3 separate regions of the Homo sapiens genome follow, and regions 1 and 3 are each linked to region 2. The links are chromatin contacts, found by Hi-C in ENCODE. All regions are on one chromosome and are shown on one strand. The core of a region is the stretch at or near the end of the contact, and the rest is flanking DNA. Distances in the headings are between cores, read along the strand shown.

What was found. Hi-C counts contacts between places; a loop is a spot of excess contacts on that map. Pooled maps may share reads with other maps.
Region 1: a loop to region 2 is called in a map of ascending aorta, with 2.9 times the contacts of the local background. The contact joins the enhancer-like site here to the promoter of PRKN in region 2. A Hi-C loop is called at or near these places in 1 of 168 maps with a recorded cell type or tissue (ascending aorta) and 10 of 50 pooled maps.
Region 3: a loop to region 2 is called in a map of psoas muscle, with 4 times the contacts of the local background. The contact joins the enhancer-like site here to the promoter of PRKN in region 2. A Hi-C loop is called at or near these places in 1 of 168 maps with a recorded cell type or tissue (psoas muscle) and 5 of 50 pooled maps.

The regions. Positions count from the first base shown.
Region 1 is chr6:161,437,896-161,440,595 of GRCh38, reverse strand. All of the region lies in intron 9 of PRKN (parkin RBR E3 ubiquitin protein ligase), which reads left to right. The region is part of intron 1 of LOC124901456 (a long non-coding RNA gene); the gene reads right to left. Among named protein-coding and RNA genes, the nearest start is that of AGPAT4, 170 kb to the right of the region's middle. Within about 2 kb of position 1,380, at least 13 of the 41 ENCODE cell types and tissues checked have a DNase peak (open chromatin) inside an H3K27ac peak, as active enhancers do; they include ascending aorta, where a contact is called at or near this core.
Region 2 is chr6:162,726,336-162,729,035 of GRCh38, reverse strand. PRKN (parkin RBR E3 ubiquitin protein ligase) reads left to right here and starts at 1,270. Exons shown (of 12, transcript NM_004562.3): 1 at 1,270-1,374. The coding sequence starts at 1,368. It overlaps PACRG (parkin coregulated), which reads right to left and starts at 1,062. Exons shown (of 5, transcript NM_001080379.2): 1 at 645-1,062. The coding sequence starts at 800. RefSeq lists silencers at 1,442-1,663, 1,153-1,692.
Region 3 is chr6:164,108,576-164,111,275 of GRCh38, reverse strand. No RefSeq gene overlaps it. Among named protein-coding and RNA genes, the nearest start is that of QKI, 700 kb to the right of the region's middle. Within about 2 kb of position 1,420, at least 12 of the 41 ENCODE cell types and tissues checked have a DNase peak (open chromatin) inside an H3K27ac peak, as active enhancers do; they include psoas muscle, where a contact is called at or near this core.

The DNA.
Region 1 (2,700 bases), core at 131-2,630, 1.3 Mb after region 2:
TTATCCATTTCCAGCAACTCCCAGACCCCTGGTGAGGGAACCCTCTGTGTCTGCCGACCATGTCTTTGCAGAACAATTCAATCTATCCCGAGAGGCAGCCTCCCAGAGGCAGCAATGGGGAAATGCCAGGCTTCTCAACCTCCGTGTCAGCATTCTTGATATTTGGGGTGGGATAATCCTTTGTCAGGGGGACTGTTCTTTGCATTGTAGGATGTTTAGCAGAGTCTCTGGCCTCTGTCTGCTAGACACCAGTGGCACTCTGTAGTGTGACAGTGAAAAATGTCTCCAGACATTGTCAACTGAGAACTTCTGACATAATGGGAAGGGTAAAAACTTAGGGCCAGGCCAGGCGCAGTGTCTCACACCTGTAATCCCAGCACTTTGGGAGGCCGAGACGGGCGGATCACGAGGTCAGGAGATGGAGAGCATCCTGGCTAACACGGTGAAACCCCGTCTCTACTAAAAATACCAAAAAAAATTAGCCGGGCGTGGTGGTGGGCGCCTGTAGTCCCAGCTACTCAGGAGGCTGAGGCAGGAGAGTAGCATGAACCCGGGAGGTGGAGCTTGCAGTGAGCCGAGATCGCGCCACTGCACTCCAGCCTGGGCGGCAGAGTGAGACTCCGTCAAAAAAAAAAAACAAAAAACAAAACAAAACAAAAAACAAAAAAACCTAGGCCCAAAATACTGATGCTCGAATCTCAGCTCTACTGGGACGACCTTGACCAAGTCTATCTGAGCTCATAGTACCTGCCCCACGAGATTGCTTGCATAATTAAACTCAATGATGTGGTAGCTTTCAGTACATGTTTATTGAAGCCAAATCTCTTATCATCTGTTTTCTTAATTAATGGCAAGAATTACGTTCAGATGCGCAGTAAGCAATAAAAAAAAATCTAGCTTCCTTGTTTCACCAAAGGTACACTTCTAGCTCTTTGGCACAAACCGGTTTAGTTCAGTGTAGATGGAATCGCTCGGAGATCTGGCTTCATCACGGGAGAGAGGACATTTCACTTCTGGTGGTATCTCTCTTGTACCCGTTGAGAGCTGCTCCCACGCAGTTAATGGCGCCCAGATAATTACAGACGGAGCTGCCTTCGGGTTGTAAACAGAGCTTTGGGTGATTGCACACTGCCATTTATCCGGCCTATTTGCATTCGTACTTATTTGCATTTCTACATCTCCCACAGCTGACACTTGTTTTTTCATTTTGTGATTCCAAAGCACTTTTCTGATTACCCTGTGCCTGCTAGGAGTGCTCCCCATCAGGCGAGGGATGCAGCCTCCTTCCCGGCTCTGCCCTCTTGATTTCCTCCATGTTTTTGGAGGGAGGCCAGTTGTTGGGAGACCGCATCTGCCGTGAGCCCGGGACTAATGAGTCATTGTTCTTCTGAGAAGCCCGTTGGCGTCAGCTTCCTTTCAGCTGCGGCATCGCAGGACCTTGTCTGCCTTTTCCTCCGGGTTACACCTGGGACCTGCTGCATTATGTTACTATGACAAGGGTCACCTTACTTTCTCTTTTCGAAAGTGAGATTGACTTTCCTTCTGTTTCTGAAAGAAATGCGACTTAAAATTTGAGTCTGTAGCAATCAGCTTGAGATAGCCTACTCTGAAACTGCTAAAAGAACAGTTTCCATTTAAGAATTTAGCTGCAGTGCTGAGAACATACAACCCCTACCTTTTTAAGCCTCTCATGTGCTTATATTTCTTAAACAAAATGGCTATGTCTATTCCTTGCTTTCAGTAAAAGGCATACTCGTCAGTTTAATAAAATGTATGTTAATTTTCCTAAGCCAATTTACAAGCAGCATTGGTCAAATAGCTACATGCGGGATGATCACCCGAATATCTAATAATGATAGAGCACTTAACGGTTTACTAATTCCTTAACAACATCCATCATCTATTTTTCGATTTTCTTCTCTCTCTCGGTTTCCACATGACCCATGCATTGAAAGATTTAGATTTCCTATTTCGCCGAATTGTACTGTTTTCCCTTCCCTTCTGAGTGAAAGTAAGAAAACCTATGAGTTTAAAGTATGTCTTCTGCCCTACATGCTGTATGTAAAATTTAACAGAATTCAGCCGGGCGCAGTGGCTGATGCCTGTAATCCCAGCACCTTGGGAGGCTAAGGTGGGCGGATTACGAGGTCAAGAGACAGAGACCATCTTGGCCAACATGGTGAAACCCCATCTCTACTAAAAATACAAAAAATAGCTGGGCGTGGTGGTGTGTGCCTGTAGTTCTAGCTCCTCAGGAGGCTGAGGCAGGAGAATCACTTGAACCCAGGAGGCGGAGGTTGCAGTGAGTCGAGATCACGCCATTGCAATCCAGCCTGGAGACAGAGCAAGACTCTGTCTCAAAAAAAAAAAAAAAAAAAAATTAACAGAATTCTCCCTGTAAGTGAATTTGTAAGAAAACAAGAACATTGACTATTCCATTTAATAACAAAACTTCTGGGACAGACCAGCTCCCTCAGTGGATTAGTTAAATGATGTGCAGATTATATTAACCCATGGAATATAGCATCACGGACCCACATACCATCATCCTGACTTAGTACGACTCACACCAGCTCTGTATTTAAACGGATGAGGATAGATGTGGGCTCATATAATTACTGTGTCAATTACAAGGGAAGAATAAACAAATGTTTACCAATCAAGTAGTCACCAGCAACCTGCCTTTGGTAGATATACTAG
Region 2 (2,700 bases), core at 21-2,520:
ATGAATTGTATTAGTAGCAGAGATATATGAGCTAAAGCTTGTATTGTTTAAAGCACATCATCTTAAAAGGCCTGTCAGGAAACAGTGTTCATATTAAGTTGGCTTTCAGTACTCTAAGAAGATGACATCATTTTGTAAGAGACAAGTGTTGTTAGAGCAAATGCTAGGATATTCTAAAATTTCCTAGGTTGAAGTGAAGAAATTTCTCATTATAGATTATTTCATGAGTTTATGTTCCCGGTTGTATATCAGCTCATGTTAAATTTTGCAAGAGTTTATGATTTCTAAGAACTCACCTTCTATAAGGCCCTTTGCTGAGTGGGGCTAGTTAGGAATTAGTAAGTAAAGGGGATCTTTTTTCCTCGTGTAAATAGCTTAAGAGTAATTTTGGGCGGTCCAGAAACCATAAGTTATCAGGAAGGTGCTTATAAATGGGCAGAGTACATCACTTGCCCAAGATTCTAACAACCTAGCCTGCCCCCCACACACTGTGGGGCACCGTTTGCTACTTGCCAAGTAACTGCCTTTTTTGGCAAAGACCACCCAGGACATGGCTCAGAGTCCATCCTAAGGCTGGCCAACCTCTGTAAATCTCGTGTCCCCTGATTCAGAGCGAGTGCATTTAATTCAGGAAGATCACTTACGACTGAGTTTTTCATCATGGCTTTGACTGTGAAACCCTCAGAAACCAGAGAGTGAGGCTGGTGCACCGGGAGCGGCTGTTGTGCCAGCAGCTTGGTCCTCTTCGGCATCTTGTCTGGGCATTTGTTTAAGCTCAGGGTCTCTTTTTCTGCCACCATCTTCCTAGAAAATGTCTTGTTCTCATAAAAAGTGTAGTAAAAGAATCAGTGGGCTTTACGGATGTGAGCAGGAGGTCTGGAAAAAAATATCAAAAGGCGCGATAATGGTAGAAATTCAACCCCTCGTAGTGCCCAGGTTGATCCAGATGTTTGGCAGCTCCTAGGTGAAGGGAGCTGGACCCTAGGGGCGGGGCGGGAAGAGGGCAGGACCTTGGCTAGAGCTGCAACAAGCTTCCAAAGGTAAGCCTCCCGGTTGCTAAGCGACTGGTCAACACGGCGGGCGCATAGCCCCGCCCCCCGGTGACGTAAGATTGCTGGGCCTGAAGCCGGAAAGGGCGGCGGTGGGGGGCTGGGGGCAGGAGGCGTGAGGAGAAACTACGCGTTAGAACTACGACTCCCAGCAGGCCCTGGGCCGCGCCCTCCGCGCGTGCGCATTCCTAGGGCCGGGCGCGGGGGCGGGGAGGCCTGGAGGATTTAACCCAGGAGAGCCGCTGGTGGGAGGCGCGGCTGGCGCCGCTGCGCGCATGGGCCTGTTCCTGGCCCGCAGCCGCCACCTACCCAGTGACCATGATAGGTACGTGGGTACCTGCCAGGTACAGCCTCTCTGCGCCGCCCCACGCCCCGGTATGGCGCCACGCCCCGCCTCGGCCGACCAGGACCCCCGGTGCCAACTGTCAATGACGGGGCCAAAGTGCCCGTGCCGTCCCCGGCCCGCGCCGCCGGGCTCCCCAGCTCAGCGACGCGGGTCCGGGGCCCCAGTGTGTGCGTTCGAAGCCCTCGCCTGCCCGCCCCTGCTCTGAGCGTTCTCATGAAGACCGCCTCGACGGGGACGCCAGGCGGCCCCGCACCCCCGCTCCTCGTTCGCGGTCCCCCGGACCGTGTGGGGTCCCGAAGCCTTCTCCCCGCCGCCGCCCCTCACCTTCGCCCCGCCGCCGCCCCTCACCTTCGCCCCTCACCTCACTGGCCGGTTGTGGTGCGGTTCAGGACCCATCGAGACCCACTCTCTGTGGGGCTCTTTCAGGAAACCGCAGCAAAGCATTAAACTCTAATGGAAGGCACCTGGTGAGGGTGGCTGGCTCCACAGAAACTCCTCCAGATAGATCTAAACTTGCTCCCTCGGATGTTTCCTTTTAAACTTCTCATTGGAGGGCTGAGATGAAAGAAACATTAAGAGTAAATAGTAGCCAAGATTAAATCTATTGCCTTTTGCAAAATAACCTTTCTTTTTTTTTTTTGTAAAAGAACGACCGAGGTGCAAGTTTGTGAACGAAACTTAGTGGCATCAGAGTTGTTCATGAACACTTGATGTGTAAGATGAGCAAAGGTCCTCTCTTCCAGGGTTGTTGAGCCAAAAGTTACTTTAGGGGCTATCCCTGAAAATTAATGGAAATGCACCATATGTTTGAAAAACAGTGCTAGATGGGGTTTCATTATTGTGGAGGTTTCTCCAGGTTATGTATGGAGGGTTTAGTGAGCTTGTTTATTCCTGAGGAGGGTCCTTTACAAAACACTTTTGATTGCAGTAAGTACGTTCGAAGTCAGATGTGGTCTGTCCAGAAGAAAGATGAGAGGTGGATTTATAAAGTATATGATCTTTATGCACTGAAAACACTTCTTACATCTGTTTATTTGTGAAGTTATTGTTAAAATGTAAACATTCTCCCCATCAGTGGGAGAATCAAGCCAGCTAACTGGCATGGTCTTTGTGGTAAAACAAGAATGTTGTCCAACTTTTCTTCCCTTTCTAGCATGGTCTGACTTTTGGTGAATGACTTGAAAGTTAATCAAATTACGAAAAAAATATTTTTTATGAGTCTTCTTGAGCTCTTTTTAGGTGACATTTACGTAAGATTCACTTGCAAGCACAAGTTTGAACTGAATCAGAAAACCAAGTAGAAGA
Region 3 (2,700 bases), core at 171-2,670, 1.4 Mb before region 2:
CCCAAACGTGGGTCTCAAACCTACATCTTAGTTCGCCAGCAGCCACCAGTGGAAAGATGGGCCCGAGCGCCGCATGCTGTTGGAGATGGAGCTGTCAGTTGAGTAAATCCCAAAGCCCACCAAGTGAGGGTGGCCAGTTTCCTTGCTGTTGAAGCCCCTTTGGTTGGGCTCTCTGCCACTCAGAGGCAGCAGCTTCGTAAGATGTAATGATCATTTATCTACCCACGAGAGTGCATCAGAGAGATAGAACTTAATTTGCATTTGTCATATATTTTCTTGTATATTCAATAATGTATAATATTTTTAAATAAGCTTTATTTTTCCAAATCTTTTTCTATATTCGTGTCTGAAAGCAGACAACTTTAACGTTTCATCGTTATGTTTGCGATTATGACTGTCGAAACAAACTCATATCACAGGGTCTTTTGTAAGACAGACAACACGGTCAGGAGCGCAGTCCTGCATGCCGCACTGGCCTCCTCTCCTACTCACTTACAACCAGGACAACCTCCAGGACCTGTCTACACCTCTGCTGCTCCAGCTGTCACATGGGACTAATAATGTGGACGCCACAGTGTTCTGTGAGATTAGGTAAACTGATGCTCACACAGAGTTTCTCCAGTGCCTGGTGGGTAGTGAAAGAGCCACATGTATCATTATCACCATTGCTGCTGCCGTTGATATGAACCAAAGAGGAAGAAAAAGTGAAGAGTTGGCCCCTTCCCATGAGCGATCATCTAGATAGGGAGATAGATCATTGTTTTCATAAGATAAAAGATGCAAAAACACATGAATTGCAAACTTCGAGGGATTAAAGTGGAAGCCTCCACAAAGGGCCACGATGAGGACCTCGTGGTGAGATGGACAGAGACGCTCCTGGGAGAGGACGAACTGGGTTTACGAAGACTCTAGAAGAACCTAGAGCCTATGAAGGGTTCAGCCTTTAAATTATCCAGAGGGCAGCTTTTCACATTTTCTGAACAAAGCAGGGACAAAAACAAACAAAGTGTTTCAAGAAAATTTAGTTTAATTTTGACGCAGGTGAGGGCACAGAATCCAGAAGGCAAAGAGACCATTAAAGAGACGTCTTCAATGTCCAGGCTGGAAGGACAAGCTCGGTGGACTGGGGCTTGAATACAGCAATGATGATGATGGTAAAACTACCTCTAATTTCTCTCCCCCCTACTTATCCTCAACTAAAAACTAGCATTTTTCACTCCCAAGACTAGATAAAACACAAAAATTGAGAAAATGTTTAATAATGTAATTCTTTTTTAAAAAAAATAAAGTCGGTCAAAGCTCTTCCAACCACAAGAGGGCGTTCCTGGACCCAGCAGTGGAGCCGGGATTGCCCCGGGCATGGACGGAACTTGCACCAGGGCTGCCCACAGGTCACTTGTGCAAGTGGTTACCTGGGTAGTTACAGAAAGGAAACAGTGTCTGGCATTCACCTGCGCTTTGTGACATCATAGAATCTTAAAATCAAGGAGAGCAGCCTTGAGCTCTTATCAAACCTAAGAACATGTAGACTTATGAGAAGCAATTCAGGATTGGGACTTTTTTTGAGTGACTGCCAGGTGTAGGCAAAGCCAGAAAGCCCTGGCAACCCAAAACTGAAGGATCTGGGGCTTTCTTCCTGCAAGCTCTGCTCAGCGAGGGGCTTGTGCTCCTACAAGCTCTTTGCTACATAAGTCAAGCCAAACTTCCATTTCCCGACATGACATGGCCAAATAAGAGAAGGCCAGGTTACCAGAGATTAAAAATAGGACGTTGCTGCAGAGTCCTGGGACCGGCTGGCAAATGACACAGGAACTTTGGGAGCGCATGGACTCAGGCCAAGCGGCCGTCCTCACCCTCGGCCACCTCAGGGCAGGGACGAAGAGTAAGGTTCGCAGGAGTCCTGCCAGGAAAGGGCTGGGAGTCAGGGAAGGGTGGAGAAATCGCTTTCCTATGAGTCAAGGGACAACAGCTGTCACTGCAAAGGGGAGAAGAGCTGGAAAACTGGATCCAACCTTTCATAGAGCAGTGGCAGCTGAGTCGCAACAAACAAGCAGAAACACGAGGCCCTTAAAAAATACAGTAATTCAGGCGACATCAAAGCGGTGATTAGCACAGCTTCCTGGCGGTCTCTTTCTGTTTATTTATGGCACATTACACATTTTCATGCTATTTTCATAAGGTGTTTCTGCTGCCACAGTTCCATATTTGGGTGACAGAGTGTCTGAGACGTACCACAACTATTGGGCAACTCACCCCCAGCCACACTCGAAGTCAATGGCAACCACAAAAACAACAACCTCCCAAAAAAAGAGAAGCAAAAGAGAAAGTGTTCCAAGTGCTTCTTCCAGCAGCACGGGGACGCCCCTCCTCTGGAAGGAGAAGCAAGTGCATGGCCCTGTTGAGAGGGAGGGTGAGGTGGGGTGCAGGGGCAAACTTCGTCTTGATTCATGTTTGTAGACGGGGGAGATCAATGCCGGATTCTCACTGACATCCTGCTTTTCTTGTACCACACAGCCCAGCCTTTGATGGTGGGGATTAGTCCCAAAATTCTGGAGTTCACCACTCCTCCCGCTACACTGGCTTTATTTCAAATCTCTGTTGGTCCATGTCAACATCAGCGATGGGAGTTGAAAGAAGTAAAACAGTGACTCGTGCATTTTTCATTCTTCTCTTTGCTTCTTTCTTTTATAAAAGGTCAGG